Regions from separate parts of the Homo sapiens genome. Here region 1 is linked to region 2. A link is a contact called in ENCODE Hi-C data. All regions are on one chromosome and are shown on one strand. The core of a region is the stretch at or near the end of the contact, and the rest is flanking DNA. Distances in the headings are between cores, read along the strand shown. Region 1 holds the start of TMEM184B-AS1 (TMEM184B antisense RNA 1). Region 2 holds the start of DMC1 (DNA meiotic recombinase 1).

Region 1 (3,506 bases), core at 767-3,266, 340 kb before region 2:
GACTCTGCCTCCCTGAACAGGAGGCCGTGGGCTCCACCACGCCGGGCTGAAAGCTCTACATCCATGACCTCATCTGATCCTCACAACCATCTCTAGAGAGGAGTATCATTACACTCATTTTACAGTGGAGGAAACTAAAGCTCAGAGAGGGTAAGCCAATTATCCAAGGTCACAGAGTCAGAGGAAAAGCTGGAAATCAGGCTCAGATGGTCAGACACCCAGGCCCACACACTGAGCGACCCCACCACACTGCCCCCACCCAGGCTACTCTAGACCACAGGGAGGTCAGCCCAGGAAGCTAGAGCAGCTGGATTGCCAAGGCTACTCTAGACCACAGGGAGGTCAGCCCAGGAAGCTAGAGTGGCTGGATTGCCAAGGCTACTCTAGACCACAGGGAGGCCAGCCCAGGAAGCTAGAGCGGCTGGATTGCCAAGGCTACTCTAGACCACAGGGAGGTCAGCCCAGGAAGCTAGAGCGGCTGGATTGCCAAGGCTACTCTAGACCACAGGGAGGTCAGCCCAGGAAGCTAGAGCGGCTGGATTGCCAAGGCTACTCTAGACCACAGGGAGGTCAGCCCAGGAAGCTAGAGCGGCTGGATTGCCAAGGCTACTCTAGACCACAGGGAGGCCAGCCCAGGAAGCTAGAGCGGCTGGATTGCCAAGGCTACTCTAGACCACAGGGAGGTCAGCCCAGGAAGCTAGAGCGGCTGGATTGCCAAGGCTACTCTAGACCACAGGGAGGCCAGCCCAGGAAGCTAGAGCGGCTGGATTGCCAAGGCTACTCTAGACCACAGGGAGGTCAGCCCAGGAAGCTAGAGCGGCTGGATTGCCAAGGCTACTCTAGACCACAGGGAGGCCAGCCCAGGAAGCTAGAGCGGCTGGACTGCCAAGGCTACTCTAGACCACAGGGAAGTCAGCCCAGGAAGCTAGAGCGGCTGGATTGCCAACCAGGAAATGCAGGGAGAGACGAAGAGACGGCAGAGGCCTGTTCTGGCGTGTGTCTTTAATGCCAAAACCCTCCTGCCCCCTAGCTGCAGCTGATGAGAAGTTTTCAAATGGAGGTTCTAGAATCCCCACGCACTTCTTCTGATTTTCACACACACTGAGACTTGGTCACACGAGCAAGAGTCTGGGATCAGCTCTTGCCCACAGTGCAACAGACACTCCCAGGATGTCGGTCGCTGCCCCTCCAAGCACACCCTGCTAATGTGGTATCTGCCTAACAGCTTCGGGGGGTGGGTGCTGGGGGCCTGGGGTGCCTCATAGGAAAGGGGACCTCTAAGGTGGGGCCCAGGGCAGCCCACGGCAGGGCCTCCCAGACCCCGCCCTGCTCCTCCTGAGCTAGGCAGCTGCTGGGGGCACACACCTGTTTGCAGAACCTCAGAAATCCGATGGAATAAGTCTTTCCCCAGAGGCAGCAGGTGCCATACATACAGCTGGACCTGGAAGAGACAAGCATAGCAGGCAGTGGCAGTGAGTGAAGAGCCAGGACTTGGGAACAGTGGGGTGGGGAAGGCCGCCCTCCCACCCATCCAGACGAGCTGGGGCACACATTCTGGGCAGACTTTGAACCCGAGGCCAAGCACAGGGAGAGGCATGGCAGGGCATCCGCACATGCCATAGGCGGAGGGACACAGGGCTGCACTGGCCCTGGGGTGACAAACCAACTTGGAGAGCTCTGAATGTAAAAACTGCAGGAGGCAGAAACAGACAGGAAAGCACTAAGACTGAGACAGGAAGAGACAGAGAGAGAAAGACTGAGCCGCAGAGGCCCTCCTAAAACGCCCAGAAGAATGGCGTTGCTCAGGAAATGTGGTGAGGCACAGCAGGTCAAGGTCACGGGCAGACATGGTCTGTGTCCAGCTGGTGCCAGGACGGCTCGAGGTACACCAGGCCCAGGAAACGGGGTGGTTTAGGGCTCTGGGAAGACTCCATACTCACTCAATGGGTTTTCCTCTGATCTCCGACATGATGGAACTTTCTCCTCCTAGGTACTCATAGCACAGGCTCAGGAAATTATAGATGACCAAGGCTGCGAAGAGAGTGTCCAGGAGAAACCAGTCAAATCAGCAGAATGGGTCCGCAGATGCTGGGATTCTAAACAGCAATGGAGGTGAAAGAGCCACAGCTGTGTGTGGCAACAGGGAGGAGGCTGGGGGACATAAGGTTGTGCAAAAGGAGCCCGTCAAGAACACAGACATCTGACCTCCCACTCCTAAGTTCAAAACCCGGCACACCTAAATTATCTTATCCCGGGATGCACCCCTGCACTGGCGTAATACTATGAAGGGACTGTCGTGAGTTCAGGGTTATGTGGGGAGGCCAGAGGAGGCTGAGGTAAGGGTGGGTACTCAGGAGGTTTGGGAGGGCTGGCAGTGTCGACCCTGGGGCGAAACAGTATTGCCTTTATTAGTTTTTCCGGGCGCAGTGGCATGCGCCTGTGGTCCCAGCTACTGCTGCGGCAGGAGGACGTCTTGAGTCTGGGAGTTCTGGGCTGTAGTGTGCTACACTGATCTGGTGTCTGCACCAAGTCTGGCAGCAGTACGGTGACCTCCTGGGAGTGGGGGATCACCAGGTTGCCGAAGGAGGGGTGAACCAGCCCAGGTTGGAAACAGAGCAAGTCAAACTCCAGAGTGGGATCGCACCTCTGAACAGCCACTGCACTCCAGCCTGGGCAACATAGCGAGACCTCATCTCTAATGTATTTATAAATAAATATTTGTCTTACATACTTGTGTGTTACAGGTCACAATTTTATAAGATAACAACAAAACAGTCTCTGTGAAAATCTTGGGAGAAATTCCAAGCAGGAGTGAGAGGGAAGAACCTTCATCCAGTCAACAACCTGTAGCGGTATCCGGAATACGCACAGCACTATGAGCTACAACAAAGCACACGGCAGCACACAGAACACAGTAAAAACCTTGGGAAGCTTGGGCTGCTCATTCTAAATTGGGACTCGGCTCAACATCTCCACAAAGACCCAAAATTTGCCACCGGGAGTGATGGCACAGCAAGTCTGCTGTAAATGTTGATGCTATAAATACAGCAACACGCTGTAACGGGTCTCCTGGTCAGGTGGTTCCTTCTGGGTCAGCAAAATGAAGGCTGCTGCCTGCAGGGTGCTAGAGGCAAATGGACATGCCAGGATGGAGGAGAGTGTGGAGAAGGCGGGGGAAGGGGTGCAGCAGACGGTACCCAAAATGAAAGAACGCAAGAGGAAGAGCCAGGGTGAGGACATGGGAATGAGGATGGGCATCCAGTAAAGGCACAAGGCCAAGGGGAGGGGCAGAACAGGGTCAGAACAGGTCGAGGGAGCCACGGTGGCCCTCCAGCCAGAGGGCTTCTTCTCATCTGACCCCGCCAGCCCCTGCAGTACAGAGTCCTTTTAGGCTCCCTGGTGCCGCCCAGCTTGGCACTTGATCTTTCAATGGGTGACCTGGTCCCTGCCCAAGCTCCCGCCACTCCCGAGCAGCACTAATGCTGCACTTCTCCCCAGAGCAGGTT
Region 2 (3,633 bases), core at 575-3,074:
CAACAAGGACTAGAAGGACAGTAAGAGAAGCATTTAGCTTGGAAAGATGAGGCCAGCCTATCTTCTTTCTGCGAGACATGTGACATTATTTCTTGTGTGTGTGTGTGTGTGTGTGCATGTGTGTGTGTGTCCCCACATGCACACAGATGCCTGAGGGGCAAATTGGGGGGTGCTTATTTAGTTTCTTCTCTTTCCCCAACAGTGATCACTTATCATCTGGTTTCCATTGCACAGCTAATCATGACTTTATTACTGCCTTGAATGTTATTTAGAATTGCATATTGCTTTTAACCTTTCTTGTTTATGTTTAACAACAATACTCTAGGAACCTTGACATTATATCATTCTTCCTTGTGTCCTCCCTGACACCTCCAACTTTGTCCTCAATAAATGGATTCTATTTTTCTCATCTATGATGAATGCCTTCCTGCCTGCTGATTATGAATGGGTACTCCTGTAACATCCACCTTTTTGTTTCATAGAACATTAGCTATACTTTCTTTCACAGTATTTACTAGTTTCATGATTTTTTTAAGATTTAAAAATATGGTGGTCCGGGTGTGGAGGCTCATGCCTGTAATCCCAGCACTTTGGGAGGCCGAGACAGGCAGATCACGAGGTCAGGAGTTCGAGACCAGCCTGGCCAATCCCCGTCTCTACTAAAAATACAAAAAAATTAGCCGGGCGTGGTGGTGGGCGCCCGTAATCCCACCTACTTGGGAGGCTGAGGCAGGAGAATCGCTTGAACCTGGGAGGCGGAGGTTGCACTGAGCCGAGATCATGCCACTGCACTCCAGCCTGGGCGACAGTGCGAGACTCAGTCTCAAAAAAAAAAAAAAAAATTGGTGGATCATAATATTATATTAAGGCTGATAAGCAGTTAAAGTTTTTAACATTGTAGACTCAAAAAGAAATCTCAGGAATCCACAAGGCGTGATTGTGTTTATTTATTACAATAAAATGCGGTCCAAATCATCATTTTTCTTGGTCGATTCCATTTCCTCATTTGATACCAAAGTCAGGGGTTGGACCCTAGAACAAAGGGAACGAACCATTAATACTAAGGCAGGAGCAGGGTCCTACCACCCAGCACCTCAAACGGCAAAGGATGGAAGGCAACCGAGACCGTTCGGATGGGATCTTCGGGGACACTGTCCTTCAGATGGCTAGCTATGAGTACCCCAATTCCACATTTACTGTCCCCATCGAAGAGAAAAACAGCATTCATTTCTTCTCCCCGTGATGAAATGAAAAGATTGTCCCCCATCTCTCAAGGAGCCGTTGATAGACTGAACCGTTGGATTGAAAGTAGGGCTCCCCAATCCCCCGGTTTAAGACGACCCAGCTGTCCCCTCTGGTGGGGGCAGCAGCGCGGTCGGGTCGCCCTCGACGCCTCCCTCAGCAGGAGGCCTGGGCAGACCCCCTGCGGCCGCCGGACATTTTCCTGACACCGGATTCCCTGGTCAGGAGGATGAGGCGGGCTCTCCTAGACTCAGGTCCGATTCGATTGAAAATGAGGTTGGAAATCCCTCAAGATCACTAAAATTCCTCCCCAAAGGTCGGAGCGGAACGCTCAAAGTCACTAGCCCAGGGACCCCAAAAAAGGAGCGAGAAAGGGAAGCGCGCCTTCTCAAAACGAGCGTCCCCTCAGAGTCTTCGCACGCTGTTCGTTTTTGCCACTTACCCCCCTCGTACCCACAGTCTCCCCGAGATTTTCAAGGTGAAGCCCCTCTGCCCCGCCCGACCTCCTCAGCTGACAGGATTCTAACTCGGGCCTAGAACACGGAGCCTGGAGACCCGCGCGCCGTTGACCACAGGGTTTGGCGCCAAACGAGGAGGGCGGGGCGAGGACCAAGGGGCCGGGGCGGGGCGCAGGGTGAGGGTGGAAGGGCGGGGAGGGAGCAGGCCTACAGAGGGCGACGAGGGGCGGGGAGCAATGGGGGCGGGGCGAAGACCGAAGGGCGGGGAACGAGCGGGCTCACAGGTGGGGGGACCAGAGGGCGTGGCCTGGAGGGGGCTCAGGGCGAGGGGGCGGGGCGAGGGCTGAGGCGCGGAAAACGAAGAGGAGCCCCAGCGGGTGGCGAGCTGGGATGACGGAGGGAGGGAGGGAGGGGCGCTGTGGAAGGAGCGCGCTGAGGAGCGGGGCCTTGAAGGGAGACCGTTGAGCTGGGGCGTCCCTCGAGCTGAGCACCTCGCTAAAGTCCGGGAGAAGACCCTGAGGCGGGGTTCTGAGGAGGTAGCCTTGAGTCGGGGGAGGGGCGATGAGCAGAGGTGGCTGACTTTGGCGATAGGTCTTGGTCGCGAGGGTTGCAGATGGAGCCTTGGCTTAGAAGGTCGAATCCGGGCCCGTTTCCCCCCGCCCCCGCTGCCCATGGCTTCTCTTTTCACCTCCAGGTTTTCATGCTGGCTTCAGAGTTTGGCCGTGCTCCCTCAGCGTTCCTAATTTCCCACTTTCTGACTCTCACCATTTGCCACTCTTGTCTGTGATTGAGACACCCGAGGCCCATTCAGGATGGAGAGTAATTTTTTCTCTGTCTTAACTTGAAGTTTTAAATAGACCACAGACGCCAAGTATATTTTGGTTCAGCTTTTAAATAGAAGTCGCAGGCCAGCCTTCGTGCCAGCAGCGCCATCGCTGGCAGCATCCTCCTCCTCCCCTCACGCGGAGACTGACTTGGGGAGAGTCAGGAAACATTTGAGAGAGCAGCTGCCGAGGTGGAGGCTGTGATGTATCTTGGATGAATCTCTGTGCAAACAGTTCTTTGGGTTCAAGACCTAGTACAGGGCGATCCTTTTTGTTTTTTCTGTCTGAATCATTTTGGTGGAATAAATAGCAAAACATTCCCACAATAGCAGTTGGCATTTTGTGTAGGACGCACCCCCCCAACAGGTGGATTGTTTTAAGAGCCAACAAATAACTGCCATTGTGCTTCCAAATCTGTTATTTTCCCCCAAACACAGTCGTCCTTGTTATATGGAGATGAATGCCCATTTGGGGGAGGAACTGGATAGTGGTGAAAGGCTTTCGCTCTGAGGCCTCACCTAAATAATTATGGGAACTTTTGAGCAACTCGTTAGGTGAAGACATCAACAGTCTACAGAAGAGCTGCAAAGAGCACAGCAAGATGATTTAGGGAAATATAACATATGTAGTTTGGTGTAGTGACAGCTGGGAGAGAGAAATGTTCATAATATTTGAAGGTTGTGTGCAGTACACTTAAAAAAACTAAAATGAGCTGGGTAATGACAAATTCATGAAGGGAGGAGAAAAATCTTATCTGGGTATCATATCGATGGTTAGAGACAACTTTTAAGATATTTAAAACAACAACAAACTCTAGGACAGTTAAAAAGTGCACATGAAGACTTTCCACTAAAATCGGAACCAAAAAAATTGTCTTTCGTATCATACAAAAACTCTGAATATCATGAAGGTGGCATTTCACATCAGTGGAGAAATGATGAATTCAGTGAATAGTGTTAGAACAACTAGGTAACCATCTGGAAGAAAAATAAAATTGGAACCACACTTTACACATTATACCAAAATAAATTCCAGACAGATCAAAAAATTAAATCTGAACAATAAAATAATAAAAGTACTAGAAGAAAATATGGGATATTTAAAATTAC

What was found. Hi-C counts contacts between places; a loop is a spot of excess contacts on that map. Pooled maps may share reads with other maps.
Region 1: a loop to region 2 is called in a map of endothelial cell of umbilical vein, with 2.8 times the contacts of the local background. The contact joins the promoter of TMEM184B-AS1 here to the promoter of DMC1 in region 2. A Hi-C loop is called at or near these places in 3 of 168 maps with a recorded cell type or tissue (IMR-90, PC-9 and endothelial cell of umbilical vein), 1 of 37 single-sample maps with no recorded cell type and 7 of 50 pooled maps.

Annotation. Positions count from the first base shown.
Region 1 is chr22:38,229,304-38,232,809 of GRCh38, forward strand. TMEM184B-AS1 (TMEM184B antisense RNA 1) reads left to right here and starts at 2,017. Exons shown (of 2, transcript NR_186700.1): 1 at 2,017-2,112; 2 at 2,745-2,945. It overlaps TMEM184B (transmembrane protein 184B), which reads right to left. Exons shown (of 9, transcript NM_012264.5): 4 at 1,941-2,031; 5 at 1,366-1,441. It also overlaps the pseudogene RN7SL704P. RefSeq lists an enhancer at 1-411.
Region 2 is chr22:38,568,359-38,571,991 of GRCh38, forward strand. It overlaps DMC1 (DNA meiotic recombinase 1), which reads right to left and starts at 1,825. Exons shown (of 14, transcript NM_007068.4): 1 at 1,685-1,825. LOC105373031 (a long non-coding RNA gene) reads left to right here and starts at 2,142. Exons shown (of 2, transcript NR_134627.1): 1 at 2,142-2,236; 2 at 2,395-3,000. RefSeq lists a silencer at 1,821-2,110 and enhancers at 2,414-2,924, 2,511-2,560.